Linked DNA regions of Homo sapiens: region 1 is linked to region 2. The links are chromatin loops, found by intact Hi-C in ENCODE. Cell type or tissue: natural killer cell. All regions are shown on one strand. Each heading gives the region's core, and the rest is flanking DNA. Links, peaks and the distances in the headings are about the cores only.

Region 1 (15,634 bases), core at 2,450-10,449, 160 kb after region 2:
GTAGCTGTCACCCTGTGACTGAGATCTCCTTAACAGAATGAGAGGAAAAAAGAAAATTCATGCTACTTTCAGTCTGGTCCATTACAAGTTCCCATAGTGCTCCTCCATGCTGTTTCCCCTTCTACTTGGTGGATGCGGATGACTATGAAACCCTAGCATATGGGAGAGCCACTGATGGAAATAGTCTGGGTCACTGAATGACTGCATGTGGAGAAGCCTCCTACCAACCTCACCATGAGCCATCCTACGAACAAGAAATTAATTTCTATTGTGCTAATCTACTGACACCTTGGAATTTGATTCTTTCTAAAACTTACCTTAACTAATAAAGAGCTTTTTAAAAATTCAGTTTCCTGCTGTGAACTCCAGAACTCCTAGATTAGAATCTCTGGGATAAAGACTATGTATCTCTACATATTTTTTTTTTTTTTGAGATGGTGTCTCGTGCTGTCGCCCAGGCTGGAGTGCAGTGGCGTGGTCTTGGCTCACTGCAACCTCTGCCTCCTGGGTTCACGCCATTCTCCTGCCTCAGCCTCCCGAGTAGCTGGGACTACAGGCGCCCACCACCATGCCTGGTTAATTTTTTGCATTTTTAGTGGAGATGGGGTTTCACCGTGTTAGCCAGGATGGTCTCGATCTCCTGACCTCATGATCCGCCTGCCTCGGCCTCTCAAAGTGCTGGGATTACAGGCATGAGCCACTGCGCCTGGCTGTATCTCTAATTTTTAAAAGATCCCCCTTGCAATTCTGAGGTAGCTAGTCTTTAGCAGTATTGAACTTCATATCACAATTGACTTTTTCCTTTTCCTAGCTAAATTCTAGTTGGATATCTTAAGACAATGGTTTTCCATTTTTAGTTTGCCTGATTTTTTAAAGAAGCTATAGCTCAACAATTTATATTGCTTCAGAAGAAGCTTCACTTATTTATTTAAGATTCCATTTGACCCAGGGGATTCAAGATGTATCATCTCATCGTGAGGGCACCAAGTCATCTATTTCCTTCTTTCTTCCATCTCTCCCTTCCTCTGTCTTTCTCTATCTCTGCCTCCTATTCTTCTGTCTTTCTATCTATCTGTCATGGCTAAGTAGCCTTCCCAAAAGTATTTTCCTTCTATTTTATTGTGTAAATATAGAGGTTTTGCATTGTGCAATTCCTTGAAAATAACATGTGGCAATTACAACATGAGATTTCATCAGCTGTTCATGTATTATAGTGATTACTTTGAAACTGTGACTGATATTTGAATCTTAGGGGAGAGAGGGCATTAAGAAACTCTCAGGAATGATTAGGTCTCCACCAGCTATTTTTTCAGTTTAAAATTGAGATTGTATTTCTTGCATCATTTCATCCATTATTTATTTTTTCTGACTAAAATAGATTATTGAAACTCAACACAGTGATAAATTTGATCTCTTCAAATGCCTTGAGTGTTTATATTAGGATGACATTCTTAATTGTCAAGGGGGTATATGAAGAAAGTCTTTGATATATCTAGCTCCACTGACAATTAGTAGAGCTGCATCATATAAGGATAGTTAATGATTCATAGAGTGCTTACTGTGTGCCAGTTGCCCTTCTAGGGACTTTGCATAACTGAAGTCCTTTAATTCTCAAAATAATCCTATGAATGGAGTCCTGTGTTTATCTTCGTTTCATAATGTGGAAATGGAGGCATGGAAGCACAGGGGAACATGCCCAAGGTCACACAACAAGGAGGGGTGGTGTTGGGACATGAACCCATGTAGTCTGGCTTTAGGCTCTGTGCCTTTACTACACACACTGACTGTTTTTATAGATAAGCACTCTTCCATGTGATTTTAAAAAATCATTCTAAGGGTATATTCCTTTTCTATTGCTTTGTAACAAGTTATCACTATTTTAGAATCTTGAAACAACATGCTTTTATTATTTCACAGTTTCCATGGGTCAGGAGTCTAGGCTTGGCCTAACTGGGTCCTCAGGTCATGGTCTCACAAAGCTGCCGTCAAGGGATCAGCTGGGACTAGGGTCTCATGTGAGTTTCAAAGTCTTCTTCCAAGCACACATGCTTAATGGCAAAATTCATTTCCTTGCAGCTGCAGAACCAATGGCAGCCTGTTCTTTCAGTGCCAGCAGGAGAATCTCTTTCTGACTCAGTGAAATCCAAACCCTCTTTAAAAAGGCTTCCAGCTAATTAAGTCAGATCCAGCAAGTATAATCTTCCTTTTTGATGAACTTTTCAACTGATTTGAGGCCTTAATTATATTTGCCAAATCCCTTCACTTTCACCTATAATGTAACCTAATTATGGATGAAACACCCGGGCAGAGATCATGGGGCTGTCTTAGAATTCTTCCCAGACAATAGCGCAATGGGTATGTCTGATCCCTTCCTTCATGAGTGAGGGAGATGGCTAAATACTGATGGTTTCATTAGAATTTGACTCATTAATCTCAGCTTATAAAAAAATCTGGAATTTGTTTTTCAATGTTTTATACATAAAAATTTCCTTCTTTAACTTTTTTCTAGAATTCTTTATACAAGGTTGATAGCATAAATAAATTCGGAATTTTTTTGAAAATTATCTTGTAAATTTACTCTGCTGATTAGTTTCCTGAGACATTTCTTAAAACCACCTTGTCACTTTTGTCCTTTGATCACCTGTTGGGTAAAAATCAAATTCCTTAGTGTGTGACAAACCAAATCTCTTATGTACTCACCACATGTACCATGTTGTCTTAGCTGCTTGCTACTGACTTCTCCTCCAGCGTTTTACGCTAAAAAGTGGAAAGGAAGAAGGGAAGGAAGGGAAAAAGGCAGAGAGATGGTTACTGGATTAAGTTTGAATCCCTCCGGAAGTTTCAAGCAGGCCCCAGGCCCTAAGAATTCATTGATCAGTAACCCGTAATCTGCAGTCTTAGCTGGTCTGAGATAATATTCCATTTCTTGGAGGTTAAAGGTTATTTTAACCCTGGGAAGGTATAATAACTAGAGAAACATGAATAAATGAATTACTTTAAATATGAGAAACAAAGGTATAATAATAAATGCTTTCAACCTGTGTATTCTACTATTTCTGTTATTCCATCCTCTGCTTCTAATGTACATTATTATTTACTTATTTATTTAGCATATTGCTTAGTATCTGCCTCCCTTCTTCCCACTCTTTCCCATCCTGTCAAGTATAAGGGCAAGGGTCATGATCTATTTTGATTACTGAGGTATTCAAGCATCCAGGACAAGTTATTGAATAAATACATAAATAATTGTGGTCTGTTCTTAGGATTTTTGAATCATTTAAGAAAAGTTAACATATTGGATTTGTAATTATATTGAGACTTTAAGGATCATTGTTTTGATTTGGTTTCGTTTTTGGGTTTTTTTGCTGTTTGAGCCTAACACAGATTGGAGGACATTTCCAAAGAGGTGGGTGTAAGGGGAGAATGGCTCTGTGTGTGTGCATGTGTATGCACGTGTGCATGCATGTGTGTGCGCATTTCTACATGCTGTATCGTGGCTAAGTCAGCAGACAGGATTGTCTGTCAGTATAGGCCTTCTGAGGGTGTAAACCCTCTAAGGAATAAATGCATCTGGAGAAATTCTACTTCCTGCAGTTTTAACTCAAATTGGTTTCAAGAGGGACACAGAGATCTTCCCTCTGGAGAGTAGGTGCAGGCATTATTACCCGCTCCCCCTTTAATTTTTCTGAGGAAACTGAGAATTAGAAAAATTAGGTGCAAGAGGGATAATATTTTTGGAATTTCTCCAGATACATCTTGCTTTGTGGGTGAACTAGATTTCTGTCTTTGCACCTTGTCCACCATGATTGCTTTAGGAGACTATAAATGTCACCTCAGAAAGGATATGAAAAGAGGATATGTAGAGGATATAAAAAAGAGGTCCCTTACAGGTGTTAGAAAGAAGTGGGATGTTTATCCTTCTGTGCCAGTGGACTGCAAAAAAGGAGACAGAAAAGAGAATTGGAGAGGCAGGTTTTTAGTATATGCATCCCGCTAAGAAAAGTCCAGAGAAGAGTCCAATTTTTCCCCATCACTGTTTGGAGCACTTGGGGAAAAAAGACCGTATTGGAAGACTCTTTGTTAATGTGTGAGGTGAGATAGTAGTGACAGTCTTGATCCTATGGGTTCTGAAAAGTTCTTTGAGCCTTGACAAGCAGACGTATTGGTGTTAAGAAGCCCAGGGAATTGGCAGAGGCCTGAAGATGCACAGAGGCTGTAGAGAAGGAAGGCACAACCAGGGGCAAATGGTCAGAACCAGAGGGTGTGCCAGAAAAATGTTCCAAAGACCCATGTGGACTGAGTGACACATCAGCTGGGAGGGGACCAGGCCATGCACGGAGGATCCAGAGGGCTCTGACATGCCTTTCCCTTGCTACCACACGATTATATCAGCCCCAGCCTCTGGGGAGAGAGAGCAAGCTGGGAAGATCCAGCATTGGGAAGAGAGGAATCTGGGAAGATCCAGAGGAAGCTTGGAAGATCCTGAGGAAGCTTGGAAGATCCTCTGGGGAGAGAGAGGAAGCTGGGAAGATGCAAAAGTAAATGCATCATGGGGGAGCCCATTTAAAAGACAAGAGACTTTAGTACTGAATATTGACAAGTATAAAAGAGTGCTGTCCATGCATTGGTACCCAGTGAGGTAGATGTTTATGAGGAAGAGTAGATCTATGACAGAAAACAGAGAAGCTGCATTTTCTTCAAATATTTGAAGTAGTATTTGAAGTTTTTATCCCTACTACCCCAGGTGCATACCCAAGCCCACTCAGGTGTGAGGGGGCATGGCTTCAACTGCAATCCAGATCCCTAGGGCAGGGCTTTATCCAGTATACCCAAGTGTCCTGTTTTTGAATGTCAGCAAAGCTTACAAACTGTTGCCACATACAAACCAACATAGCCTCGGATAGTGGCCAAATTAATACGGATTCTTTTTTTTTTTTTTTTGGAGACGGAGTCTCACTCTCACCCAGGCTGGAGTGCAGTGGGGCGATCTCGGTTCACTGCAAGCTCCGCCTCCCAGGTTCACGTCATTCTCCTGCCTCAGCCTCCCGGGTAGCTAGGACTACAGACACCCGCTACCATGCCCGGCTAATTTTTTTAGTAGAGACGGGGTTTTGCCGTGTTAGCCAAGATGGTCTCGATCTCCTGACCTCGTGATCCACCCGCCTTGGCCTCCCAAAGTGCTGGGATTACAGGCGTGAGCCACCACGCCCGGCCTAATACGGATTCTGTAAGCTTTAGCGCAAGGGAGGCATTGAAGCTTGGGAAAGGAGGAAATCCATCTGACCTGAGTTCAGGAAGGGAAGGTGATGAGGGACCCTTGAGGGACACATGGGAGATGAGAAGATGTGCTCTTTCTCAGTGTCACTTCTAGTGTGGACTCATGGAGGTTAATCAGGTGCTCAATGCAAAAAAAAAAAAAAAGGGGGGAATATGATTAGCTTCTATGAACTATGAACTCAGGTTGAGTAGGTTCTAGGTAGGCTTTTCCTCTGGGACTCACTCAACTCCATTTGTGTTCCCAAAGGTATCACAACAATAAGAACAGCCTGGATAGGAAGATTCAAAAGATGGTTTTCATATACCCGTTAAACACAACTGGGGCTCCACCTCACCCATTTCTAAAGAGGAAAATGAAATCTGACAATAAAAGACTGATTAAAAAGCTAGAGGTGAGGAAGTAGAAATGAAATAATGAGATATTTTAGTCAGAAATGGACTCTAGCAATTTTAAGATAACAGAACATTTATGTAATGCAATTATATCTAGTACTATTATTAAAAAGTAAAAGAAACATTGCAATTATCTCAAGTATTTTAGAAGTGTAAAGCAACATACTAAATAACACACGCTCTTAGTCCTTATATCTAGAATAAATATAGAGTATTTTGACTAAATTGTCAAGATGATTATCTCAGTTCTCCAGTTTACTTTTACCTACTTAGAGAGACTTGAACGCAGCACATGACAGCATGTGGCTCACTGATACTTTCTGCTGCACAAATGCAGCATCAGTCCTGATTATCCTCAAACCCAGGAAGGCTCCTTTGGATATAGTAATATCATGTTAATTCCAAAAAAGATGCAGTTTCCCTCAAAAGTCCTCATCTATGAAATGAGCTCCAGAGACTTTTAAGCAAGGGAGCAGGCGGGAAATGATATCCTTGTAATGGGTAAGGTGCCATCTCATGCAGAGAATAGAGATAGACCAGTTGGGTCTATGTCTAAGATTAAAATCTCCTGCCCATCCAAGTTGCTTCTACTTTGGAAAACTGTTGGCAGAATTAAAATAATTTTTAAATCATTAAAATAAGTAATCCACCCCCTTTTCCATGTATGCACCCTATCAAAGATTTTTAAAAGGGTAAGGGGCTTACGTGGGGAAGAACATAGAAATGTAAAAGGTGGGAGTTGAGGGGAGGGTGGTGAGAGGAATAGGAGAAATTTAAATTATCTGACTCTGAGAGCCAAATACTATTTATGGGGAGAGTCCATTGACACAACATCAACAGAATGTGCAGTTTGATTTCGAGTTCTCCAGGGCAGTGCTGGGTGTGTGCTATGCACGTGTGTGCTCTCTCGCCACTCCCCCCATGACCTACCATGTGCATTTGCCGGTTTAGGAGGAGGGCTTGGCCCTGTTTTAGAGAGAGGTTCACTGACTCACGCACAATTTGAACTCAAGACCTTGGTCTCATTGATTCTAGACCAGCTCACCCCTGTTTTGCTAGATAAAGATTGCATTAACCAGGTAATATTTTTCTCAAACATTACCGGGAGAGGAAACATCAAATTTAACACTGCCAACTTATTTCAATGTTTAACCTAAATCAATAATATAATTAACACATGTAAATAAATTACATTTTTGAGAACATGGTTGAGGATTTTTAAAAGATAGCTTTTCCATCCTAACCTTTTCCTATCCTCATTTGCAGGTAGCTTATTTGTCTGTGGCCCTCAGTGCATGCTGTGAACTGCTTTCCCTCCTGGTATGTTTCAGTAGCAGAATATTAAACCTTTGTTTTTAGGTCTGTGTTCTGGTTCAGGTTAGGGTTTGAGTTCATTTTTTGAAATAGCCACCTAGAGATTTCAAACCATGAAATCAGAGAATCTCACGAGCAAGTGGACATTGTTTGCCCTACTTCTTAATGTCTTATGCCCTCTGGTGGTAAAATCAGGTGACCTCCTATATTTTTCTTTGAATTCTCCAAAGCAAAATATTTCATTAAAATAAAACAAGACGGGTCTCTCCCTTTCTCTGCCATTGTGGTGTATGCGGTTGACTCCATTCCTCACTATGTCTGCTCGCAAGGTTTTCAGTATCAAGCGATTTCTGGCCAAGAAACAAAAGCAAAATCATCCCATTCCCTAGTGGAATCAGATGAAAACTGGTAATAAGAGCACCTACGACTCCAAGAGGAGACATTGGAGAAGACTCAGCTGGGTCTGTAAGGACTTGCACATGAGATGGCACTCAGATTCATGCTGTACTGGGGTCACTGGCATCTTACCATATCAACTTGGAAACGTTGCCACTATCTGTACTGTGGGACATGTTTTAATGAAAAAATGTTTTATCTTTGTTTCTGTGCCCTGCACTAGGTTGGTTCAGTAACAAGTATGTGAGGACTTTTGTTTGAAAAAAAAGTTAAGACAGCATTCATCATGATTAGCAAGTTATTGAAAATGTATATATACACACACATATGTATACATTATATGTGTGTTTGTATGTATGTGCAAGTATATATGTGTGTGTATGTGTGTGCTCTGGTTTGACACTAGGAGTGTGAGGTAACTATTGAGTAGTGATGAGTCTTGTGGTCTATAAAATAGGCCTATCCTTTATAGAGTAAGGATGCCAGGCCTTTATACCTAGGCTTTTTGAATAGAAATGAAGTTCTCTAAATCTGTTGCCTAGAAAAACATATATCTGTACATAAAATTCGACTCTAAGATGCTCAAATTCACTGAGGTAAAATTATAACTAGGATTAATTTATAAAAAAATTACTTCATTACCCAGGTCATATCCTCTGAAAATATGAACAATAGCAGAAAAAAATAAAACAATGGGTCAGAGCAAAGGAACATATTGATCTGGGGGAGAATTTATGGAATAAATATGTTTTTCCATGTGTATTTTTTAAGAAAGTATTTAACTTTTTTTTTTAAGAGACAAGGCCTTGTTCCGTGGCCTAGTCTGGAGTGCGTTAGTGCAATCACAGCTCACTGCAGTCTGAAACTCCTGGGCTCAAGCAATCCACCCATCTCAGCCTTCTCAAATCTGGGACTTACAGGTGTGCACCACGATGCCTGGTTAGTTTTTTATTTTTATTTCTATAGAGATAGGGTCTCACTATGTTGTCCAGGCTGGTCTTGAACTCCTGGCCTCAAGCTATTCTCCATCCTCTGACCTTAGCCTCCCAAAATGCTGAGATTACAGGCATGAGTCACTGCATGTGGCCAACATTTTTATTTTGAGAAGAAAATATATTTTGAGAGGGTGTTAAGTCATCTCTTTTAAAATGAAGTTTTGTAATCATAGGTAGAAATGTTTTTAAATACCTTTTCTTTCTTTTTAATATTTTTATTACCTTTTTATTTTGAAATAATTTCAGACTAAAAAAAGTTGCCAGTACACAGAACTCCCATATACCTTTTACCAAACTTCTCCCAGTGTTAATATTTTACTTTACCACAGTATAATTTTCAAAATCAAGAAACTAACATTGATATTATGCTATTAACTAACCCCAGACCTTATTCAACATTTGCCAATTATCACATTAATGCCTATTTTATAGCCAAGATCCAGATTATGATTAAGGTAATAATGATTAAATTCAGCTTATACATATTTAGTAAGACTACCACAGAAGCGATATTGTGGGCTTCTCAGTACATATATCATGGGTCCTTTTTGTTGAATACTTCTTATTATTGGTGATGTTAGCCTTCAACACTTGGTTAAGGTAGTGTCTGCCAGACTGCTCCACTGTAAAGGAACTGTTTTTACTTTTGTATTTAATAAGGACTTCGTAGAGAGAGACTTTAGGACTATGTAAATATCCTGTTTCTTATATATTGCCCCACTCATCGCCAACTAGTGATTTTTTTTACTTTAATAATTTATTTGACACTCGTTAATTATAATTCTACTGTAAAGAAGAGCTTTCCCTTCTCTCCCATTTGCTAGTTATTTCATTATTGAAGTATATCAGTATGCAGTCATGAATACTTATTTTATTCTATATGCTATACTCCATTATTACCATAATTTACTTTGTTCTTCAAATTGGCTCACAATTGACCACTGGGGGCCCCTTCAAGTTGGCTTCTGTGTCCTTTCAACATGTGTCCACCATTTTGTTCTTACTGCTTCTTTTCTTTCTGGCACAAGATGTTCCAGGATAATCTTACACAGTACTTTCCCTGCCCCAGCCATGAGCTCAGTCATTTCTCAAGGATCCTTGGTTTCTTTTATTAAATAATGTCATCTAGAAAGCAAGATCTAGGTGCTCTTTGTGTTCATTGCTACTGGTGTCATTACTTTTAGGCCCTCTCATCAGACAAAGCTAGATAAAAATCTGTTTATAATAAACATGTGTACATACACATAATCTAAGTCTCTATCTCTGTATCATCTATTATCTATCTATCATTTATCTATCACCACGAGTTCATACATTTGATTCCTATTTATATCTATCTATCTATCTTATCTATTATCTATTATCTATCATCTATCTATCACCATCAGTTCATACCAATACATTTGATTTCAGTCCAGTATTACAGTGTTAATTCTAGCCTTCCTCCTTTCCTTACTAGTAACTCATTTCTCTAAAAGTAAGAAATCTCCCTCTTGTTATCCAAATATTATTTACTTATTTGCACAATCCTAAAATAAACATTAACTGGGTTTATAATTACTAACCAATGCCTCTTTGGGGCTGGGGAGCTTGCAAACTAATGTAAAATGTTTGTGTACATTCCTGTTGGTCTTTGGTCTTAGAGTATATAATATGTACATTGTATTAATAATACATGTATATAATAATACATTGGATTTCAAAGTTGTCTTCAGTTCATTCTTTTCTTCCTCATCCCCTTCAGTGTGGTTTGTAATTGAGTTAGGCTCATTTGTTATTGTTTGTATTGAATTTTGGGTTCTCCCTTCACCCTGCTTGATTTTAGTCATTTATTTATATTTTTGGTAATGAAACATTACCATGGTTTCTAAAAGTCAGAACTGTAGAAAGAGTTATACTCAGAGAAGTGTTCCTTTCCCACCCCCATCATCCCCTGCACCCCAACTCCTTCCTGTTATCCCTGTATATAAGCAATCTTAGTTCCTGGGTTAACCTTTTTGTGGTTTTCTTTCTTTTTCTTTTTCTTTTTTTTTTGGTCTCTCTTTCATAGAAGTTGACACATAATAGATATTCTTTTGCACTTTGTCTTTTTTCTTTTTCACTTAAGAAAAACCTATTTGGATTGTGTTCTGAAAAACAATCCAAATAGGTTCACAGGAATCCTTTTCTATTTTATTTTCTCTTAGAGCCTGTAGAGGTACACAATTTGTTTAACTACTCTCTTGTGTTCAGATATTTACATTGTTTCCAATATTTTGCAATAACAACAATGTCACAATTAATAACCCTGTGCAAATATATTTTTGCCTTATCGGAGGTGTATCTTCTGGGTAAATTCCTAGAAGTGGAATTGCTGAATTAAAAAATAAGTGTATGTGTAGTTTCTTAGGCATTACCAAATTTCCCTCTATAAAGCTTGTACCACTTGACATTGTCACCAGCAATGTGTGAGGGTATCTCTTTCCCTACAGATGACTGCCATATTTTTAATTTTTTTGCCAATCTGATAAGTGAAAAATAATATTCCTATAAAGTTTTAATTTGTATTTCACTAGTTATGAATGATATTAAACATTTTTTGCTATCTTACAAGGTTTTTTATATATCTTTTTGTGAATTATCTACTCTTGTTTCTTTATCTAGTTCAATATTTTTTTAAAATCCCTTCTCTTTCAATTTTAGGAGTTTTTAATATATTAGCAGAATATATACTTTATTATAGAAAGATTAATGTTGCAAGCATTTTTTTAAAGTTTGTTTGTTGTTTGACTTTGTTTATGGTGTTTTTGCCATGCATTAAAATTTTTATTTTTATGTGGCCACTCGTCAATCTTTTTTTTTTAATTGCCTCTGGATTTTGAGTCATGGTTAGAAAATCTTTCCCTATACCAACGTTAAATAGAAATTCACCCATGTTTTCTTCTGCTATTTAAAAAAAAATTTTTTTTTACATTTATATTATATCTCTTTTTCATTGGGTCTTTATGCTTGTATATGGTGTGAGATATGGATCTAAACTTATTTCATTCCCAATACCTATCCAGTTGTCCCAGAACCATCTATTAAAATTTTCTTGCCCCAGCAATTTTGTGATGTCACTTATCATATACTAAATTTCCATATGTACTTGAGTCAATTTCTGGGCTTTCTAATTTATTCTATCAGTTCGTTTGCCTAGTCATGCACCTGCATCCTACACTCTTAATTATGAAGACTTTATAGTATGTTTTAATGTGTGATAGGGCTAGTTCTTCCTTCTAGTTTTTCTTTTTAAGTGTTTTCTTGGCTCTTCTTCAGTGTTTTATGTCTTTCAGAAATGCTTTCCTCATACAGTTTTTGCACATTTCCTTTTAAGTTTATTTAAGTGTTTCATGTTCTTTGTTGTTATTATAAATGAGGGTTTTTCTGTTATTACATCTCCTAAATAATCATTGTTTATGTATATAAAATAGTAAGTTATCTATGTAATGTTTTTATCCTGCTATTTTATATTATAATAACTTATCTTATTGTTTTAGTTAATGCCTTTTCTTAACTTGAACCAGAAATACATTTTTATTGTGTTAAGCCTCTGAGATTTGATTTATTTCTTATAGTAGTTAGCTGAGTCTGACAAATAAAAGATAGAAATAACTTTATTACCATCATAAAGTAAAGATATTAAGAGCAGAAATATTGACAAGTTTGCCTAAGGTCATAGAATGAGCAATGGACAACACTGGTTTTTAAATCAATATCCTATGTTATTAACCACTGCATATTACCCTCTCCTCAAGGTGTGAGTTCCTGAGCTTTTCTGCTAGCTTCCATTTGAAAGAGAGAAGCCAAGTTCATTCTCCATCCTTCTTTGTCTACTTGCAGTTCTGTTACTCATTGTAGGGAAATGAGTGGGAGCAGAAGGCAGACTGCTAGATGAATAATAGCATGGAGGGACACACAGCTACATAGATTTAAGAGGGTGTGAACTCATTGTACTTTATAGGTGTAGAAAACTATACAAGATTTTGTAGTTATAAAAATAACAAAATCTCAGCTCTGATTCACCATTCAATTTGTTCTCACTATACAACAAGTATGATCTTTTAAGAATGAAACTAGTTAGATGGCATTCTCTTTGTTTAAATCTTTCAATGGATTCACATTTGTATCAGAATAAAGACAAAACTCATTCACATGGCCTCTGCTTTACTATCCAGGCTCAGCTCCATGCCTTGTACTAATTGCTATCATACGGTATTTTGATCACTTACTTACTGCCCTGTCTTGTAAACTCTTCAGGACAGAGACTTTTTAAATTTTGGATTCCAGATTCTGGTACCATGCCTAACACATAGTAGGCACTAAATATATGTTCGTTGAGTGAGTGAAGGAGTTAATGAATAAATATTGTTTTCCTACCTTTTTTGATTTCATGGAATATGCTTATCTCTTCTTTAGAATATTTTCTTCTTCCCTGCATGAGGAATGAGCTTTCTGTATCCTTAAGATTGCCACCATCATCAGCTGTGAGCTGTCATGAACTTTTCAAACTCTGAAGAGAAATGTCAAATGAGTGATCTGAGATTCTTGTTTTAAAGAAAATAATCAGCTGATATATTTCTTCCTACCACTTATATTTTCTACTCTTTATGGAAATGATTTTGCATTTGTTGGGATAAATAATCCTCAGTCTTTTGTAAAAGGCAAACTGAAAGTTTTATTTGAATATCTCACCCTGCCATTTCTTTTCTTTTCTTTTTTTTTTTTTTTGGAGACCGAGTCTCACTCTGTCACCCAGGCTGGAGTGCAGTGGCGCAATCTTGGCTCACTGCAACCTCTGCCTCCCAGGTTCAAGTGATTCTCCTGACTCAGCCTTCCGAATAGCTGGGAATACAGGCACATGACACCATGCCTGGCTAATTTTTTGTATTTTTAGGAGAGACAGGGTTTCACCATGTTATTCAGGATGGTCTCGATCTCCTGACCTCGTAATCTGCCCGCCTCGGCCTCCCAAAGTTCTAAGATTACAGGCGTGAGCCACAGTGCGCGGCCCTTTTTTTTTTTTTTTTTTTTGAAATGGAGTCTCACTCTGTCACCAGGCTGGAGTGCAGTGGCACAATCTCAGCTCACTGCAGCCTCCGCTTCCTGGGTTCAAGCGATTCTCCTGCCTCAGCCTCCTGAGTAGCTGGGACTATAGGCACGCGCCACCATGCCCAGCTAGTTTTTGTATTTTTTGTAGAGACAGGGTTTCACCATGTTGGCCAGGATGGTCTCGATCTCTTGACCTCATGATCTCCCACCTTGGCCTCCCAAAGTGCTGGGATTACAGACGTGAGCCACCACTCTCAGCCCACCCTGCCATTTCTAAAAGGCACTTTCTCTCAAAAGCCTGGTCCAACCCTGGCAATAAAGATTTTCTAAGTATCACATGTAGTCTCTAAACTAGTTTTCTTGACATTTGATAGTAATAAAAGTAATTGTTTATTGAGCTTCATCTGTGTATTAAGACACTCTTGTAAGCATATTATATACAATTTATGAAACATATTAGTTTCACCACTTTCTGGATGAGGAAACTGAGGCATAAAGAGGTTAGGTAACTTGCCTAAGTTTCTTTAAACACAGCCAATAATAAAATGAACTGAGATTGGAATTCAGGGAAGCCAATTCCAGGGTCCATACTTTAAATCTGCGGTGGATCACTTTCATCACTTATGATGCTTCATCTTACTGCACCTCCTAGAACATGTAATGTTGTTTGTGTGCTTCACGTACATCTATTTCATCATCCAGATAAGATCCCTAGATGTTCTTTTTGGAGGAGTGTCTTATTTCTTCAGCCTTACAATGTTTAGAATAGCGGCAGACATGTTGTGTGTCCATTTCATACACAATTGCTAAATTGCTTTGAAAGCTGTATTTAAATTCTCCCCCTAGTTTTAGGTAATTGTATATAGGGGTTTTACCAAGTTAGGATAAAGCAGCATATTTAAAAAATCTCCGTATTTGTTTACTCAAGAAATAAGTGTAGGATTGTGATTATAATAGATGTAATAGGAACTCAGGAGGGGTAGGAGATCCCCACAACATCATCCACCTACTGTCCTTCCTTTCTGTACCTCCATATGGATGTAACGATGCGTTGACGGATATGAATGAAACTGGGCATTCTGTGACTTATTGATTTGAACCAACACTGGTTAATAAAGCATTCATTTAACTCATTCTCTGTTATAGCTCCCTCTACTGAGGGCCATGGCTCTTCTCTGAAGGAGGGGCAGGAAGCTTGTTGTCACTGTATGAAGGTGCAACTGAGTTCTTTAGCCAAAGGACAACCCCAATTCAACCTGTGTACAACAACTCTCCTGTGATGATGACTGCCTTCCTCTACTGACATGCCTCCCAATGCTTGGAAGGTTAAATTATTCCCCATGCCACAATGAGTGGGGTTTTGGGGGGAACATGATGGTACTAACCATCAACCTTAAGAAAATAATAACTTGTTATTACTGAGACCCTCTGCCCTTTATGCAAATAAACCACAGCAGGCTACCATTTAGACATACTTGTACATGTCTAAATTTACTAAACGTATGTTTAAGAAATATATGTGGAAAGTTACAATTCTGTTATTTTCCCAAACCTATGTTCAACTCAGAAAGAGTTTGCAAAAAGAAAAATAAAAGGAAAGTCAAAAGAAAAGTAACTGAATATATTAAATTTCTTTATCAAGCCTCCATACTATAAGACTATGTCTTCTTAGAACTTTGTTACATTATCTTTTTTATTAATAAGTGCCTTTTGTTCTAATCATTTTAGGTCATAAAAATAATATATGTTCATGGTAGAACTATTGGAAAATCAGAAATATATTTTTAAGTGTTTAATAATTCATGATCTCTTCACTGGAAGATATTCATTGTTAGCATTTTGGTATATTTCTTTTATCTAGATAGATTGATGAGAAATAGATTGAAAGATAGAGATGGAACTGTTTTTGATATGCACATATACATATAGTTTATTTCCACTGCCTGAGCTTTATCTCATGAACATTTTTCAGATCACTTAAGATTCCTCAATGACCTTTTATAAATGGTTTAAGATGTGTATTTTATAACTATATAGTGTTCTATTTAATGATCTGACAGAGTTAGATATTTTGATGCTTTCACTGAGATGAATGCCAGATTGCTCTTCTAAATCCTGTCCGAGTGAAAGAAGAAAGTACATCATGAACTGCGTAAAAAACAGAGGGTGATTTTCTAAAGAAACAGAGG
Region 2 (16,691 bases), core at 4,997-12,996:
TCTGAATATTGGAAGCCACTAGTAATAATGACTGTGCATTTAATGAGCTCTTACCACATGCAAGGCATTGCACTATTACACATGTTGACATAATTTATACTCATGAAATCTTTTGAGACAGTTATTATTTATATCACCTTTTTACAGACGAGGAAAGTGATACCCAGAGAAGTTAAGTAATGCACTAATAATCGACAAGACAGTAAGGAGCAAAGTCATGATTGAACACACACAGCCTGACTCCGGAGCCTTTGAACTTAATCATTAAATCACTTTGGCTCATATTTCGTTAATCCACAGAAGTTTATTGGGAAAAAATTTTGTGCCAGGCACTGTGTTATGTAGGTAGAAAAAAATAATGAAATACTTTGTCTCCAAAAGCTAACTATATTTACCTGTGGAAAGTGAAATCATAGGTGATTTTTTTCTTTTCTTATGCTGTTCTGTATTTTCTGTTTTTTTTTTTATTTAAAAGATCCCACATAATTTTACAACCATTAAAAAATATTTCCATTTGAAAAATCAATGGATGGGAATTTAATTCTGATACTTCTTAAATTGGTTCAGGGATTGGTGACATGGTAATAATGACAGGTTAAACACTGGTGAGAAAAGAAACTTATCTATTGGCTCATCATGGACTCAGAATTCCTCTGCCAGGTAGCATAGGAGAGAACGTGAACCTGCCAGTCTGCTGTATAGAACTTTTATCATGAGAGATACAGGAGTAAGTTTCCATTGGAAAAATATACAAGTTTTCAAAGCCTCATGCCATTGCCATTTCAGGGGCTACCCTGAGGACAACTCATTTCTTGAGATCACTGGGGTAAAAAAGCACATGACCTGAAGGTTTAAGTACAAGCTGTGAAGTATTATTCCTACAAATTGTATGTATGTTTAAAAATTCAATCCAATTCAAAGCTCAAATTCAAATTAAATTAAAAACTCAAGTGATGGGTAAAATTTCCCAACTTTTCCACCATTCAGACAATGATTTTTTCTGAATTTCTTTCTTTTCTTTTTTTTGTTTGTTCGTTTGTTTTAGACAGAGTCTTGCTCTGTCACCCAGGCTGGAGTGCAGTGGTGCAGTCTCGGCTCACTGCAACCTCCGCCTCCTGGGTTCAAGTGATTCTCCTGCCTCAGCCTCCTGAATAGCTGGGATTACAGGTACACGCCACTATGCCCGGCTAATTTTTGTATTTTTAGTAGGGATGAGATTAGTATTTTTAGTAGAGATGGGGTTTGTATTTTTAGTAGAGATGAGGTTTCACCATGTTGGCCAGGCTGGTCTCGAACTCCTGACCTCAGGTGATCTGCCTGCCTTGGCCTCCAAAACTGCTGGGATTACAGGCATGAGCCACTGCACTTGGCTGATTTCTCTGAATTTCTAAGTCTGTTGGAGTCTTTACTTCTTGCAACCTTAGTCCTTAGTAATGTCTTATATTCCTCATAAATCACAATCATAGAAATGTAGGATATTAAGAATAGAAGGAAACTTAGAGTTCATTTAGAGTTAAGTCTTCATTTTAAAGATGATGTGGTTAAATATGAGGCATGGGTAAAGGCTTTGTTCAAAATCTCACATCACTTGCAGACACAGGACCAGAATTTGGGACTCCTTTCTCTTAGGCCAAAGTTCTTTCCCTTATATTACTTCATGGATTGTTACGTTTTCCCCCAATACTAATTTTCTTGGAGGAAGAGATTATGCCTTTTACTTCTTTGTAAGTTGAATGAACCCATATGGAGGATCTAAGAGGCATAACAACAAGTAAACCTTTGCCCTAATAGGGAAAATAAGCAATGAAATATAAATAAGTCAGTATCTATCTGGATTTCAGTGTTGAGAAGGATTCAGCAGTGATATCTGGATTTAATAGAAAGGAATGCCGTGACTGATTAGTGACGTCTGCCTTGGGTATAGGAGGAGGAAACACAATACATATGTCAATGTGTGTATTTCCCTCTGACCAATAATAAGTCCTCTTAACGATATGAACCACCTGGAGAGGATGTACATGGAGAAAAGGTGGGGAATATGGATACCTATTCTACCTATTCAGCAACAAGAACAGGAATCAATCCTAGCTTCCAATGTGGTGACATATGCTCCTACCGGATTGTCTCACTGCTAACTTCTTTGTAACCCCTAAAGCTATGGATATCTAGTAGGCATTCAATTCAATAAGCACATATTAATTAATTGAAATTGGGATATAAACCAACATTTTCACAATAGAACTTTTCATCCTTCTTTGGAAACCCCATATCAATCGAAGTATTTGGCACTTGGTGCATTAAAATTCCTTGTGGAACAAAAATACAACCTTCAAAGCAGGACCATGAATCTCTGGATTATCAATACACAATCCCATCTGATATAAAATTAAGAATATTGTAATCTGATGATTGTACTGTGTAAGTAGCATACCTTCTATATTCTTTGAACCACTCCTCAAAAATGGCCAGAAGGCACAAAAGAAAAGGGGGGATTCAGAAAAATCTTCCTCTAACTTACGGGATTTTATGAGTCAAATTGCGGGGAAAATCTGACTCCGTGTGGACTTCTATTCTGTATGTCATGCTTCTTCCGTAGGTTTGGCTTGCATGATGTCAGGAGTTCCGGAAGTCAAAATAGCGTGGGGGCATGGATCCAATATTGACTCATATTGAGTGGAAGAAATCTACGCCAAAGTCTGGATGAGATAATTTGGTTGTGAGTGCTAGGATGTGACTGCTGATGACAGAGGAAAAGGGAAACCAAGGTGTAAGTTTTGGCTTACTGACTACCTACTCAGTTAAGACTGAGGATAGCATGAGATATGATTGAAATGTTGCTGATGTGTCATGTATAACCATAGCCAGTTTTCAGAAAAAAAGTCTAGTTGAAAAGAAAAAAGAAAGTTTTCAGCCCCTCTGTTTTAGTAATATGGTCACACCTTGGCTCCTGATGGCTTTGCAAAACTTTTAAAGTATATCTTGATGGTGACTTATTCTGCAGTCTCAGAACTGGCCAAACCAACAAAGTGTGAAACCTCTAGTTTGCATGTGCAACAAAAGGTGTTTTACAGGCAGAAAAGAGAGAGAAATTTCTTTGTTTGCAAAGTTGACAAGACAGGAAAAGATCACAAACGTATATACTTATTGTAGTGATAATGTTCTGAACAAAAGAATCATATGTTGAAAGATGAAAATCTAATAGCAGATGTTTCACTGCCAGTCTGGAATGCAGGACCAGCTGCATAATTTGTGGAAACAAGTGCAAAACGAAAATGTGTGTCCTTTGTTTGAAGAGTTATTAGAAATTTCAAGGAAGTGACAACAGAGCATTAAACCAAGTGTGGGCTGTTCTAAGTTCAGGGTCCTGTCAGACTGCACAGGTTGCATGTCCATGAAGTCAGGTTGGCTGGGATGTCTAGGCAAAAATTTCAAAAATATATTTCAGAAACAATTTCAAATTATACTTGCAGTCTTACTATGTTTTAAGGAATTAAAGTGTGATTACTATCTCACAAATTCTACAGAAGAAAAAATCTCAGAAACTAAAGCCTGATAGGGTGTAGTTATTTGAATTCACATATCTAACGTAGAGGTACATGCAATCATCTCAATGGATATTGATAGATTGGGGGATGGATTGACTAAGGGTTCCATCCTCTTTGGGAAGATCTTGGATTTAGACTCAGTTCTGCATTAGCCAGTTGAATGAATTTAAGCACATCACTTGTCTTTCTGGGTCTGGATTTACAAATCTAAAAGGTAAGGGGTTGACCATAGATAATCTATAATTCCATAATTCTGTGCTTGGCCATGCCATCAAGAGTTATTAGAGCTTGGATTTTAGCCGTGTAATTACTCTTTGTAAACAGTTGCCACACTGTAAACATATTCTTAATATAATCTGTTATTTTGAATAGGCATTCTCAATTTACAAGTGGCTAGGCAGTATATCATTCCCTCTTATGGATCCCACTATTCTTAACTCCTCAATCCTAGTACTACATTCCAGTGGAGCAATCAAGGACCAGGCAGAACTAATTTTTACTTATTTCCAGACAGTTGGGAACATTCCTTCCAGTGACTCAGAGGTTGGGCATTGGAAGGTATTGAGAACCTGCAAAGTGTCTCAGGCTCTGACCCAAATCCCTGTGCCACCTGCAAGCACGTTCTCTGGACGTAATTTTTCTTGAGCAGAGCAACAGTAGAGCTTTGTATGCAACAATGTAATTTTTACATTCTTCACTTGCTTAACATGAGGTTTGGTTCCACATAAATGTTTTGATCTTATTTATTCTTTGGGAAGATCGCCCCTCAAAGAGCTTTCTGGCTTTTTTTTCCCACATAAAAGAATACACGAAATTGTCGCAGTCAGCAAGTGTTGGCTAAAGAGACACAGCATCATGTTTCTAACATTAATCATAAATATTATTTAATTAAAAACTAGTTTCTTACAGGTTAGGCCTGATAACATCGGAATTAGAATTTGAGGGCAAATAACTCAAAAGAGAGCCTTAGGCAAGCATTCGAATTTACATTTATTCAGTGCTCTTTATGAGCAAATCTCCATGCTAAAATATTTTAGGGAAGAGAAAGCCATCATAAAAGCAATGAAACAATTTCTGATTTTCAGAAACTCAATCTAACATGGCAGAAGACACGCGAATAGCTATCTTCAATCAAGATTGAGGAATCAGAACTCTTAGAAAAGTATAAACCAAGACTTGTATAGAGAATCTAAGATTAATTTTAAGGAGGATAATTTTGGAAAAACTCAGGGAGATGGTAATTTTTAAGCCGGGCTTGGATGGATGGCTACTACTCTCAGGGGCACAAATGAGGGGAAAAAGAACTCAAGACCAAAGAAACAGCATGAGCAAAGGTCCAGGGTACTTTTTTTTTTTTTTTTTAAAGAAATGACTAGGCCGGGTGCGGTGGCTCACGCCTGTAATCCCAGCACTTTGGGAGGCCAAGGCGGGCGGATCACGAGGTCAGGAGATCGAGACCATCCTGATTAACACAGTGAAACCCCGTCTGTACTAAAAATAGCACAAAAAAAAAAAAAAAAAAAAAAATTAGCCGGGCGTGGCGAGTGCCTGTAGTCCCAGCTACTCGGGAGGCTGAGGCGGGAGAATGGCGTGAATCCGGGAGGCAGAGCTTGCAGTGAGCCGAGATTGCGCCACTGCACTCCAGCCTGGGTGACAGAGCAAGACTCCGTCTCAAAAAAAAAAAAAAAAAAAAAGAAATGACTAGTCATCCAATGTGCCAAAATAATAATAAACTTTTATTAGTGATTACTATATGCCAGGAAAAATTCCTAGCACTTTATGAGGATTACCTGATTTAATTTTCAACTGAAGCATGGAAGAAGATACTATTATCAAGCCAGTTTTACAGGTAAGGAGACTGAGTCATAGAAGATTTAAGAAGCTAACTCACAATCATATAGCTAGATAGTAGAGGAGTCAGGAATCAAGTTTGCCCCATAACTGCAATACTGTTATGTACACAGTACAGGTAGAAATGCAAAGTGGGTTTGAACCAAAGAGTGGAGGGCTTTTTGTGCCATCCCAAAGTGTTGTACTTCATAAATAAATTACAAAGGAGGAGAAAGAATCCTATTTTTTTTTGTATCTGAAAGACAAAGAAATAAAAAGTTAAAAAGATTCTCTGTTAGTACTGATTATTTGGAACAATAAATTGTTTAGAGCTATGCTGTTCAATATAGTAGCACCTAGCAGTATGTGCCCATTAAGCGTTTGAAATACGACTAGACCAAATTGAGATGCACCGTAGGCTTAAAATATACACTGTATTTCTTTCCTTTTTTCTTTTTTTCTTTTTTTTTTTTTGAGACGGAATCTTACTCTGTCACCTAGGCTGGAGTGTAGTGGCGCGATCTCGGCTCACTGCAACCTCCACCTTCTGGGTTCAAGCCATTCTCCTGCCTCAGCCTCCCTAGTAGCTGAGATTACAGGCATACACCACCATGCCTGGCTAATTTTTTTGTATTTTTAGTAGAGATGGGGTTTCACCATATTGGCTAGGCTGGTCTCAAACTCCTGACCTTGTGATCCACCCGCCTCAACCTCCCAAAGTGCTGGGATTACAGGTGTGAGCCACTGCGTCTGGAACTCCCCCTGGGAATATTCTCTACACTGTATTTCAAGGATTTAATATGACAAAAAGAATGTCAAATACCTTATTAACAATGTAGTATATTGATGCATACTGAAGTACTATTTGGGATATATTGGTTTAAATACAATATATTTTAAAATTATATTTACCTTTTAAAAAAACTTTTATTAATGAGGCTACTAGATCATTTAAATTTACCTGTGTGGCTTGTATTGTATTTCTACTGGGCAGTGCTGATCTAGAGCAATTTGAAACTTGTGGTAGATATTTTACTAACCAACTCTGATGAAGGACTTCCTCACCAAATTGTTCTTTTAACCGCATTCTTTCCTTGCTTTCTGGTCATTTGCAAGAAAAATTTTAAAAGGCTGCCCCTTTGTAAAGGTTTGAGAGGCCCTAGAATTTCGTTTTTCACTTGTTCCCAACCACAAGCAAATGATCAATGTGCTTTGTGAATGAAGAGTCAACATTTTACCAGGGCGAAGTGGGGAGGTACAAAAAAATTTCCAGTCCTTGAATGGTGTGAAGTAAAAGTGCCTTCAAAGAATCCCACCAGAATGGCACAGGTGGGCATAATGGGTCTGTCTCATCGTCAAAGGACCCAAGGAGTCTAAAGGAAACTCTAACTACAACACCCAAATGCCACAAAACCTTAGTTATTAATACAAACTATCATCCCTGCCTATCTGTCACCATCTCATCTTAAAAAACTTGTGAAAATACGTAATCCTCAGGAGACTTCAATTAGGTATAAATACCAGCAGCCAGAGGAGGTGCAGCACATTGTTCTGATCATCTGAAGATCAGCTATTAGAAGAGAAAGATCAGTTAAGTCCTTTGGACCTGATCAGCTTGATACAAGAACTACTGATTTCAACTTCTTTGGCTTAATTCTCTCGGAAACGATGAAATATACAAGTTATATCTTGGCTTTTCAGCTCTGCATCGTTTTGGGTTCTCTTGGCTGTTACTGCCAGGACCCATATGTAAAAGAAGCAGAAAACCTTAAGAAATATTTTGTAAGTATGACTTTTTAATAGTACTTGTTTGTGGTTGAAAATGACTGAATATCGACTTGCTGTAGCATCTCTGATAGGCTGTCATCTCTTGTAGGCAGTCATTTTGAGATTTGGTGTTATTTTGTTAATTATTGACTAGATGAGTTCCTTGACTAAATAATCTAGATATTGTTTTAACCTTCTGCTCAGTTTGTATAGAGACTTAAAAGGGATTTATGAATTTTCCAAAAGATGGGCATAATATGGGTATGAAGCATAATGATGTTAATAATTTTGTGGTGGGAACTCATTCAGTTGTGATAGTCAAGGAGTATGCAGATTGAAAAAAATGATTGGTTATTAGTTTTTGACTTCTCAGACTCTAAGGTCAAGATTAGCATTAAAAAGGTAATAGGAAATGTTTACAAATTAAAGTCAAAAAGGTCCTTAAAGCTTTGGCTTAAAAAAATAACTGATAGGTGATTTTCTCCAAAAAGTGATTTCAACATTCTGCTTCTCTATCTATATTACTTGTGAAGTATTCCGGAACTTCGTTGCTCACTGGGATTTTGGAAGAATTATGATTCTGGCTAAGGAATGTTTAAAAATTTTAAGTGAATTTTTTGAGTTTCTTTTAAAATTTTATTGATGGTTAATGAAAAGTTTTTACATTTTAAATATTTCATTATTTGTTTAAAACTTAGCTGTTATAATTATAGCTGTCATAATAATATTCAGACATTCACAATTGATTTTATTCTTACAACACAAAATCAAATCACACACACACACACACACACACACACACTCGCACATGTTTGGAACTATCTTTTAAAGCTCGTATAATAATACCCTACAGGAAGGCACAGTAGATGTAATAGAAACCTGTACCATTGGGGGGCAGTATTTTATAGTGGGGTGGCTTTGCTGTTTTTTGTTTTTGTATTTTTTAGCCTAGCTTGAAAATACTTTCTTTAGCTTACTATAGTTTTTGGGACCTTTGGAGTATCAGCTTTGTTGAGCTCATTTGTGACATTGCAATTTAATGGTTATATTGGGAAATAAAAAAGCTAAAAGAACATAATAGTCTTTGTCTATATCTCACATAAGCCTTTTGGGAATACTTATTGTTAGAACTAAGCAGAAGAGTTGAAAAGGAAATCAGTGAATATTGTCACATCTGAGTTCAATGAAACTTGAAATATATTTTTAAGGCAATTTATGGGCTAATTGTAAACCAATTTTTTCTTTTTTTTTTTTTAGAATGCAGGTCATTCAGATGTAGCGGATAATGGAACTCTTTTCTTAGGCATTTTGAAGAATTGGAAAGAGGTAAGCTGAATATTCCCATTTGGCTAATTTTCCTGTTGCTTGCTTTCTGATGGATAAATTCACATCATCCTCTGTTTGTGCTCTTTCCTTCCAAGGAGAGTGACAGAAAAATAATGCAGAGCCAAATTGTCTCCTTTTACTTCAAACTTTTTAAAAACTTTAAAGATGACCAGAGCATCCAAAAGAGTGTGGAGACCATCAAGGAAGACATGAATGTCAAGTTTTTCAATAGCAACAAAAAGAAACGAGATGACTTCGAAAAGCTGACTAATTATTCGGTGAGGCTATTTAAATTCTTTCTTTGGTTTCATTGCCGAGGGTCTTGCAAAGCATTTATTCTCCAGAAAGTAGACATTAGCTATTTAACAGTTGCTAAAGCTATGAACTCAACTCATGGCTGAAACTCTACCTTACTATTTCCATTCGTGTTTGGGTGACTTTGCAAAGCCAGTAAGAGAATCGCTGAAGTATGTAATGTAGAGAAATGCTGGCATTGTAACTATTGCGTAAAGACAGGTGAGTTGACAAATCCAGTGAAGAGGAAGTAGGTGAGGAAGAAGCGGGGAGTACTGAGAAGCAGTTCTCTCATTGTCCCTTGCTCATATGATGGAAATTCTCTTACTTTGAATGAGAGGCTGTCTGTCTTAATGGAAAGAGCAGTGGGAGGAGCTGAGAAGATGTGTGTTCTCCTCCCAACTCAGCCACCAAGGAACTGTGATGAATCACATGGCTGGCTGGGGCTCAGTTTCCTCATCTTAAAAGGAAACTGTTAGGCTCACTGTATAAGTTTGATGACCTTCTTTGCTCCAAAACTCTACAATGCAAAGAATAGAAAATGAGAATGAGATAGAAGAAAGCTACAGTCTTTGAATAGGTACCAGGGACACCCCACTGCAAGTCTCTAGCCAACCTATCAGATTGTACTGCCCAATTAGAAGCAAGAATGGTTGCTGTTTGTTTGTTTTTAGGGAAAAATAGATAGAATTTATACCTTATGAAAAGATTGTTCTATCAACTCTCTATCAACTTTCAGAATATCTCAGCTGGAGAACTCCTTAGACTCCTAAGTCTTACCTCATGAACTTGTATCTTTAAGTTATGGCTTCTATAAACAGAAAGATAACGTTGAGGCATAAAGACAAATCATGTTTTTCAAAATGTTTTCTAGAAGACAAAGGCCTCTAGATTCCTTTGGGGTTGACTTTGATATAAATGGGCTCAAATGAGAGGGACCAGGGTCTTCAAGCTAGCATTTGTGTTCTTAGGATATGTGCTCAGCTTTCACTATTGCTGGGCCTGCCTCTCACTCCTCTCATGTAAGCCCCCAGAAACAGAAAGGAGAGACATGGCAACAGGTCTCCTTTGGTTATAAACTAGACACTCAGCACTTGTTTCTAATCCAGTGGTGCCCCTGGCTTACTGTTCAGTCCTGGATAAGTCTCTTAGTTTCTTGGTGATGATTTGAACATTGGAAAGTAAAATCTGTCACTTGCAAACACACAGCTTGTCGAAAATTTTTTCTACTCTGCAGGAACTGGGCCTTAAAAAAATGAAAAAAAATCTGTGGTTTCTTCCTTCTGGAAGCTACAAACCTCCTGTTTCTTGATGGGCAATCTTGAGTGAGCTCTATTAATTATTATTCTCTTTGGCTCAGTTGCTAAGCTATTTTATGCATGTTATGCCCTTTGACAATTAGTCTTTAGCTGTAATCCCCCAGCCATCCTCAGAAATGTGGTGAGTAGCCATAGTGTTCCCAAGATTAGAAAAAATGTAATGGCAGAGCCAAGAGGAAGGTAAATGGTCCACATTTTATGAAGCATCATCTAAATGGCCCTATTGGTTAGAGTGAGGAGATGCAAGTAGTTCAATTTGCTTGCCTAGAAGGCAGGGTACTGGAAAAGTTGTTGCAATTCTTAATTTTAAACTTTATATATCAGTAAGCCATATATAAATATGATTGGGGGTGTTTATTTTAAAATCTATTATGGAAATTGAGAGACTGACCTAATCTGGGAGAAATTAAAAATTACAGTTTTCACTCGTTTTGGATTTGGTGTTTTCTAGGGTACCTAACCTAGATCAGTGGTTCTCAAACTTAGGTGGATGTCAGAATCACCTGGGGAGCTTAGTGAATGCACAGGGCACAGTCCTTCCACTTCATGCACCTGGATCTCTGAGGTCTTTGACAGGTTTCCGGATTAATCTGCTATGCACAACAGTGAGAATCATTGACCTATAGTTACTCATTTGATGCATACAGGAAAGACTGAAGTATAAAGTGATATAATTGGTAGATTGATGATAGAGAGGTCATAGAAACAGTCTCATCCTCCTTTAGATGAGAAAATAGAAGTTCAGAGAGGTTAAGTAGCTGGCTCAAGGTCAGAATTATTGCATGCATGAGATTCAAACCCACCTTTTTATGCTGACTCCACAACCAGGAGTCTTTTCACTATATAATTTCAAGAATTCTATAGAAGTAGATTTAAAGATATGTGATGGACTCCACCACATTATAGCACAACTAGAAATGTAATTGTAATTTTTAGCTTCAACTGCTGAAGAAGTAAATATTGTATATTAAGGTAATACGGTCCATTTTTTAAAGGAATACTTTTATTTTCACTGACCATCATGACATTAGCAGAATATCCTGATGGCTTATATGCCTGAAATTAATTTTGCTCTTTTCTTTCCCGATAGGTAACTGACTTGAATGTCCAACGCAAAGCAATACATGAACTCATCCAAGTGATGGCTGAACTGTCGCCAGCAGCTAAAACAGGGAAGCGAAAAAGGAGTCAGATGCTGTTTCGAGGTCGAAGAGCATCCCAGTAATGGTTGTCCTGCCTGCAATATTTGAATTTTAAATCTAAATCTATTTATTAATATTTAACATTATTTATATGGGGAATATATTTTTAGACTCATCAATCAAATAAGTATTTATAATAGCAACTTTTGTGTAATGAAAATGAATATCTATTAATATATGTATTATTTATAATTCCTATATCCTGTGACTGTCTCACTTAATCCTTTGTTTTCTGACTAATTAGGCAAGGCTATGTGATTACAAGGCTTTATCTCAGGGGCCAACTAGGCAGCCAACCTAAGCAAGATCCCATGGGTTGTGTGTTTATTTCACTTGATGATACAATGAACACTTATAAGTGAAGTGATACTATCCAGTTACTGCCGGTTTGAAAATATGCCTGCAATCTGAGCCAGTGCTTTAATGGCATGTCAGACAGAACTTGAATGTGTCAGGTGACCCTGATGAAAACATAGCATCTCAGGAGATTTCATGCCTGGTGCTTCCAAATATTGTTGACAACTGTGACTGTACCCAAATGGAAAGTAACTCATTTGTTAAAATTATCAATATCTAATATATATGAATAAAGTGTAAGTTCACAACTACTTATGCTGTGTTGGACTTTTTCTAAGTGAGACCTGGAGTGAAAGAACTACCTATTAATGAATTAGTAGGGAGGGGAGTCTTCTTAGCTGTGGAAATTTTAGAGTTGCATTTGGTTCCATTAAATGTGGTATTTCTTTCCACTAGCATTTTGTTGGCTTTCGCTTTTCCAGTTAGCAGCTCTTTGAATTATCTTTCTAAGATACAGATTTAATTATGTCACTATTCAATTCAGAGGTTCTGCTATGGAATGTAGTTTAAACTGCTTAGCTTGGCACACAGAGATTTATTTCTAGCCCCTTCTCCACCTTCCTATTTCCTCCTTCATTTCAGAATCTTCCTCTCCCTCATCCAATGCTGGCAAACACCAGTGGGGGTGGAGTAGTGGGTGTAAGCTCTAGGGAGAAGGCTTGGATTGGAATCCAAGTTATTCCATTACAAGTAGTGTGACCTTTAATACATTATGTATATTGTCTAAGTTTCAGCTTTATTGTCTGAAAAAGAAAAATAATTGTGTGTTCCTCATAATATTGTGGTACGAATTGATTCTTTCACTCAAGAAATATTTACTGGAGTACCTACTACATGCCTGGTGCTGTTGTAGACCTTGAGATACCTTACTCAAGCAAAACAGCCAAGGATCCCTGCCCCTGGGGAATTTGAAATTAAGCAAGGGACAGATAAACAATGAACAAAATACATAATATGTAAGTCTATTGCATGGCATTCTCTAAGGTGATTGGTGTCATGGAAAAATAGTTAAAGGAGAGCAGGACAGGGAAATTAGGAGTCCTATGTATGGTGGAGTGGGAGGGCTAGAGGTTTAAAAGGGTAATTATATGTGGCCTTATTGAGGAGATGCCATTTGAGGAAGCGCTTTAAGAAGTAAGAGAGGTAGCTATTTGAATTCCAGGCAAAAGGTATATCCTTGCAAAGGCTCTGAAGAGATTTTCCTGGAGTGGTAGAAGAACCAGCAGACCAGTGTGCTGGGCCCAGAAGACGGAAGAGAAAATCAGCCACACTTGAGAGGAATTCAGGGGAAGCAATGTCCTTAGGGGAGGGCCAGTTTATCTTTTGAGAAGGAGGAAGTTGAGGATATGATGGATTTGGTTAGTTCTGGGCTGTAAATTCCAGAAGACCCAGTGAGACAAAGTAAGAGAGGTTGTCATAAAAGGGAACGTGCATAGGGATGTGTTGTGAGTCTGAGACTTCTTATGATTACCGACATAAACAAGATAATGGATATAGTGAGATTAGTTCTACCAGCTGTGGAACGTGTAGTGGTGGCAAGATCATGAATGTCAAGGATAGAGAGGGTTAGACATCTGGGGCTTCCTTCTCAACAATTTCACATAAACCTCCAACAGCAACAGTAGGATTATGTGAAATAGATCACACAAAGGATCATTTGAGTCATTGACAATAATCAGGGGTCATTATTTTGATTATTGGGTAACTAAGTGACAGTGGGTGAGATCTGATGCTAAAACTTTTGAATCTTTGATGAAGCAAGATTGGAAGTAAATTTGGTTAATTTTGGCACAACTACAGCTAATATGATCTGCTACTGGTGTCTCCACTCTTGTTTGAATTAAGATTCATTGATGCAGACTTTGATGTATAAACAGATGAAGGGCTACTGTGAAGCTGTCTTGCCTGGACCACAGTTCTAGACCATACTTCTGGGGAAGGGATTGGAAATTCCCACCATCGATCATCTTGAGCAGTGATTAATCATACCATGTGTAATGAAGCCCCAGGAGATAAATTTTAATCTAGGGCTGGATAAAACATTCCCTCTCTCTGAGGTTGATCTCAGTTTGGCCAGACTGTGAGACATGAAGAGATATAAACTGTATTAGGTGCTGTGATTATAGCAGGGAATGAGACAGGGAGAAGATCCTTTAAGAGAACTTGAGTTGAGACTGGCCTATGCAGTGGTTGTCAATTATTCTCTATGTTGTATGTTTCTTCTCTTATGAACACACCTAGTTTCAGAAGTGTGATGGAGCTTGTAGGAGGGATGGACCATGCTTTAGACTAAGACACCTTGGGGGCTGATTCCTCTCCCAATGCCAGCAGGGGCAGGTATCTCCCAAATCTTATAAGCAGCTGGGACAGCAGCCTGGGCTTGCAGTGGGAGAGCCCTTATCGTATAGCTTTCACCCTTAGTGACTTTCAGAAATTGCTGGCATATGCTTGCTGGTGGGGCAATTTTTGGTGATTAAAACTTGAGCATGAAATGTCAATGGATTTTCCTGTTCTTTCTTATCCTGTTCTCTTCATTCTTCTCTCCTTCCCATTTGAACAATATTATTCTAAATCAATTAAGTGCATCAGAGTAAGGTAGACATCTGTAATTGCCCACTATGGGCAGCCAAATTCCAGGCACAGTGTGTAGGGAGGAAACCTGGTGTGGAAGGTGTCAGAACCTGAGCAGAATGAGGAGAAGGTCCTTGAAGAGGTGGGTGAGCATATTAGTTTCCTATTGCTTTGGTAATAAGTGACAACAAACTTAGTTGCTGAAAAAAAAAACCCACGTTTATTATCTTATCATCATGGAGGGCAGAAATCCAAAACTAGGCTCAGTGGGCTAAAATCAAGGCATCGGCAGGGCTTGTTCCTTCTGGAGACTTTAGGAGACAATCTGTTTCCTTGACTTTTCCAACTGCTAGAGGCCACTCTCATTCCTCAGCTAGTGGCCTCTTCCTTTTTAAAAGCCAGCAGAAGAGTATCTTCCAGGCTCTCTCATTCTTTCTGACTCTGATACTCCCGATTTCCTCTTATAAGGACCCTCGTGATTACATTAAGACCTCTTGAATAATTCAGGATACTGTCTCCTCCTTCTTAAGATTTTTAACTGAGAAGTTTTTTTTTTTTTTTTTGTTTGTTTGTTTTTTTTTGCCATATAAAGCAACAGTCCCAGATTCAGGGGACTAGGATGTGGACATCTTTGGGGGTCCATTATGCAGTCTATCACAGTGCGGCAGCCTGACATGGGTCCTCTGAACCTTAGCCTAGCAAGGAGGTGCCCATGTGGAAGAATGGCCTGGAGTAGGGTGTCAGAGTCCAGGCAAGGTGAGGAGGACATCTGTGTCCTGGGATGGCCCAGCATGAGTGTTAGAGTGAAGTAAGAATGGCATCTGCATAGGGGAAGACATATTAGTGCAGATGGGAAATTAATTAAGTAATTATATTAAAGATAATGGGAGCCAGTTTTCCTCACTATTGAAGGAAGGTACAGTACAGAAAAGGAGAAAATTAGAATAAACCCTATGATATTGAAATAGAATTAGATGTATCAGTATTAACTTATGCTCTTCAATATATAGAGGTAGATATAGAAATAAATAATAGATAGAAATATTAGTTCACCCTAACTCTGTCCATTGAGGGGGCCTGGGAGTAGTAACATCTCGATAACAATGAGAACACTGATCACCCATATCTTGACTTCTAAATACCATTCTTTGCTAGAATGAACCAGAACTCCTTGGAGAATTGGCTGATCCCAGAACAGGGGTAGTGAAAGTACATGAAGTGCTAGAAAAAAAAGAAGTATTCAGAGGATGATGGAAACATGTTAAAAGGAACAGAAACCAGCTTGAAGGGACTCCCACTAGTGAAATATGAGAAAATTTGAGCATCAAAATAAATAGTGATAGTAATGTATTATGACCTATTGAATATAATAGGAAACCATGAGTATATATTGATATAAATGAATACACCAAAAGTTTGATGAGGAATGGTATAGCCACATCATTGCAAAATATCTCCCTACAAAATATTTATTAATTACAAATTGGAAAGGAGTAATTTTATGGTAGAGAAGCTTAGCAGATACCATCTTAATCAAGGAATAAAAGTGAACATCCTTAGTAATGAGATAAATGAAAAGGGTATCCTACCTGATAGGTTGCAAGAAAACGAACATAGCACACCTTTTGTGATATCTCTGTGAAAGATGCATAACCTATTCTAGTCATGAGAAAACATACAAATGCAAACTAAGAAGCATTCTACAAAATATCTTGTCTGTAGTCTTCAAAGTATCAAAGTTGTATAAGTTAAGGAAAGACTAAGGACTGAAGAACAGTTTTGTTCTGAAATGAATTATAGAGACATGATGGCTAAATGCAATGCAAGTTTCTAAACTGAATCCTTGTGCAGTAGAAATCATTTTTAGAACAACTGGTGAACTTGAATGAGGTCTGAAGATGAGAGAGTAGTAATATATCAATTTAAACTTCCTGATTTTGAGGTTTGTATCATGGTTAAGCAGGACATGTCTTTGTGGGTAGGTAGTGCACATGAATGTATTCAGAGGTGAAGGGGCATCAGGATAGCCACTTACTCTGAGATGATTCAGGAAATATAAAGCTTTTCCAACTCTTCTGTAAGTTTGCAATCTTGTTCTTTCTTTTAAGACAGGATTTGACTCTGTCACCCAGGCTAGAGTGCAGTTCGTGCAATCACGGCTCACTGCAACCTCCGCCTCCTGGGCTCAAGCCATCCTCCCACCTCAGCCTCCCGAGTAGCTGGGACCACAGGCATGGGCCACCATGCCCAGCTAATTTTTTATTTTTGTACTTTTTGTAGAGATGTGGTTTCACCATCTTGCCCAGGCTGGTCTTGAACTCCTGGACTTCAGTGATTCACCCACCTTGGCCTCCCAAAGTGCTGGGATTTGAAGGCGCCCAGCCTGCAATATTTTTTCAAAATATAAATACGAAAAAGTCACTCTGAGATTATTTCAGAGTCACAGACTGGTGAGGTCTAAAATTCTTGATGACTCAGAA

Evidence for each region. Hi-C counts contacts between places; a loop is a spot of excess contacts. Peaks named below come from ENCODE experiments on the same cell type or tissue, not always from the same donor. Only the 100,000 strongest peaks of a DNase experiment are listed, where the experiment ranks them.
Region 1: it touches region 2 in a loop (15-fold over the local background); 6 of 110 quality-filtered maps call a loop at or near these places.

The regions. Positions count from the first base shown.
Region 1 is chr12:67,993,213-68,008,846 of GRCh38, reverse strand. IFNG-AS1 (IFNG regulatory antisense RNA 1) reads right to left here. Exons shown (of 4, transcript NR_104125.3): 2 at 12,774-12,906; 3 at 2,701-2,757. It also overlaps the pseudogene RPL39P28. Among named protein-coding and RNA genes, the nearest start is that of IFNG-AS1, 12 kb to the right of the region's middle. In natural killer cell, for the core only: no CTCF peak of the experiment used is centred there; a DNase peak (open chromatin) is centred at 7,146.
Region 2 is chr12:68,149,968-68,166,658 of GRCh38, reverse strand. It overlaps IFNG (interferon gamma), which reads left to right and starts at 6,919. Exons shown (of 4, transcript NM_000619.3): 1 at 6,919-7,157; 2 at 8,400-8,468; 3 at 8,564-8,746; 4 at 11,172-11,891. The coding sequence starts at 7,044. The coding sequence ends at 11,306. In natural killer cell, for the core only: CTCF peaks have their summits at 7,838 and 8,037; DNase peaks (open chromatin) are centred at 6,828 and 8,008; H3K4me3 peaks cover 2,330 bases; H3K27ac peaks cover 1,494 bases.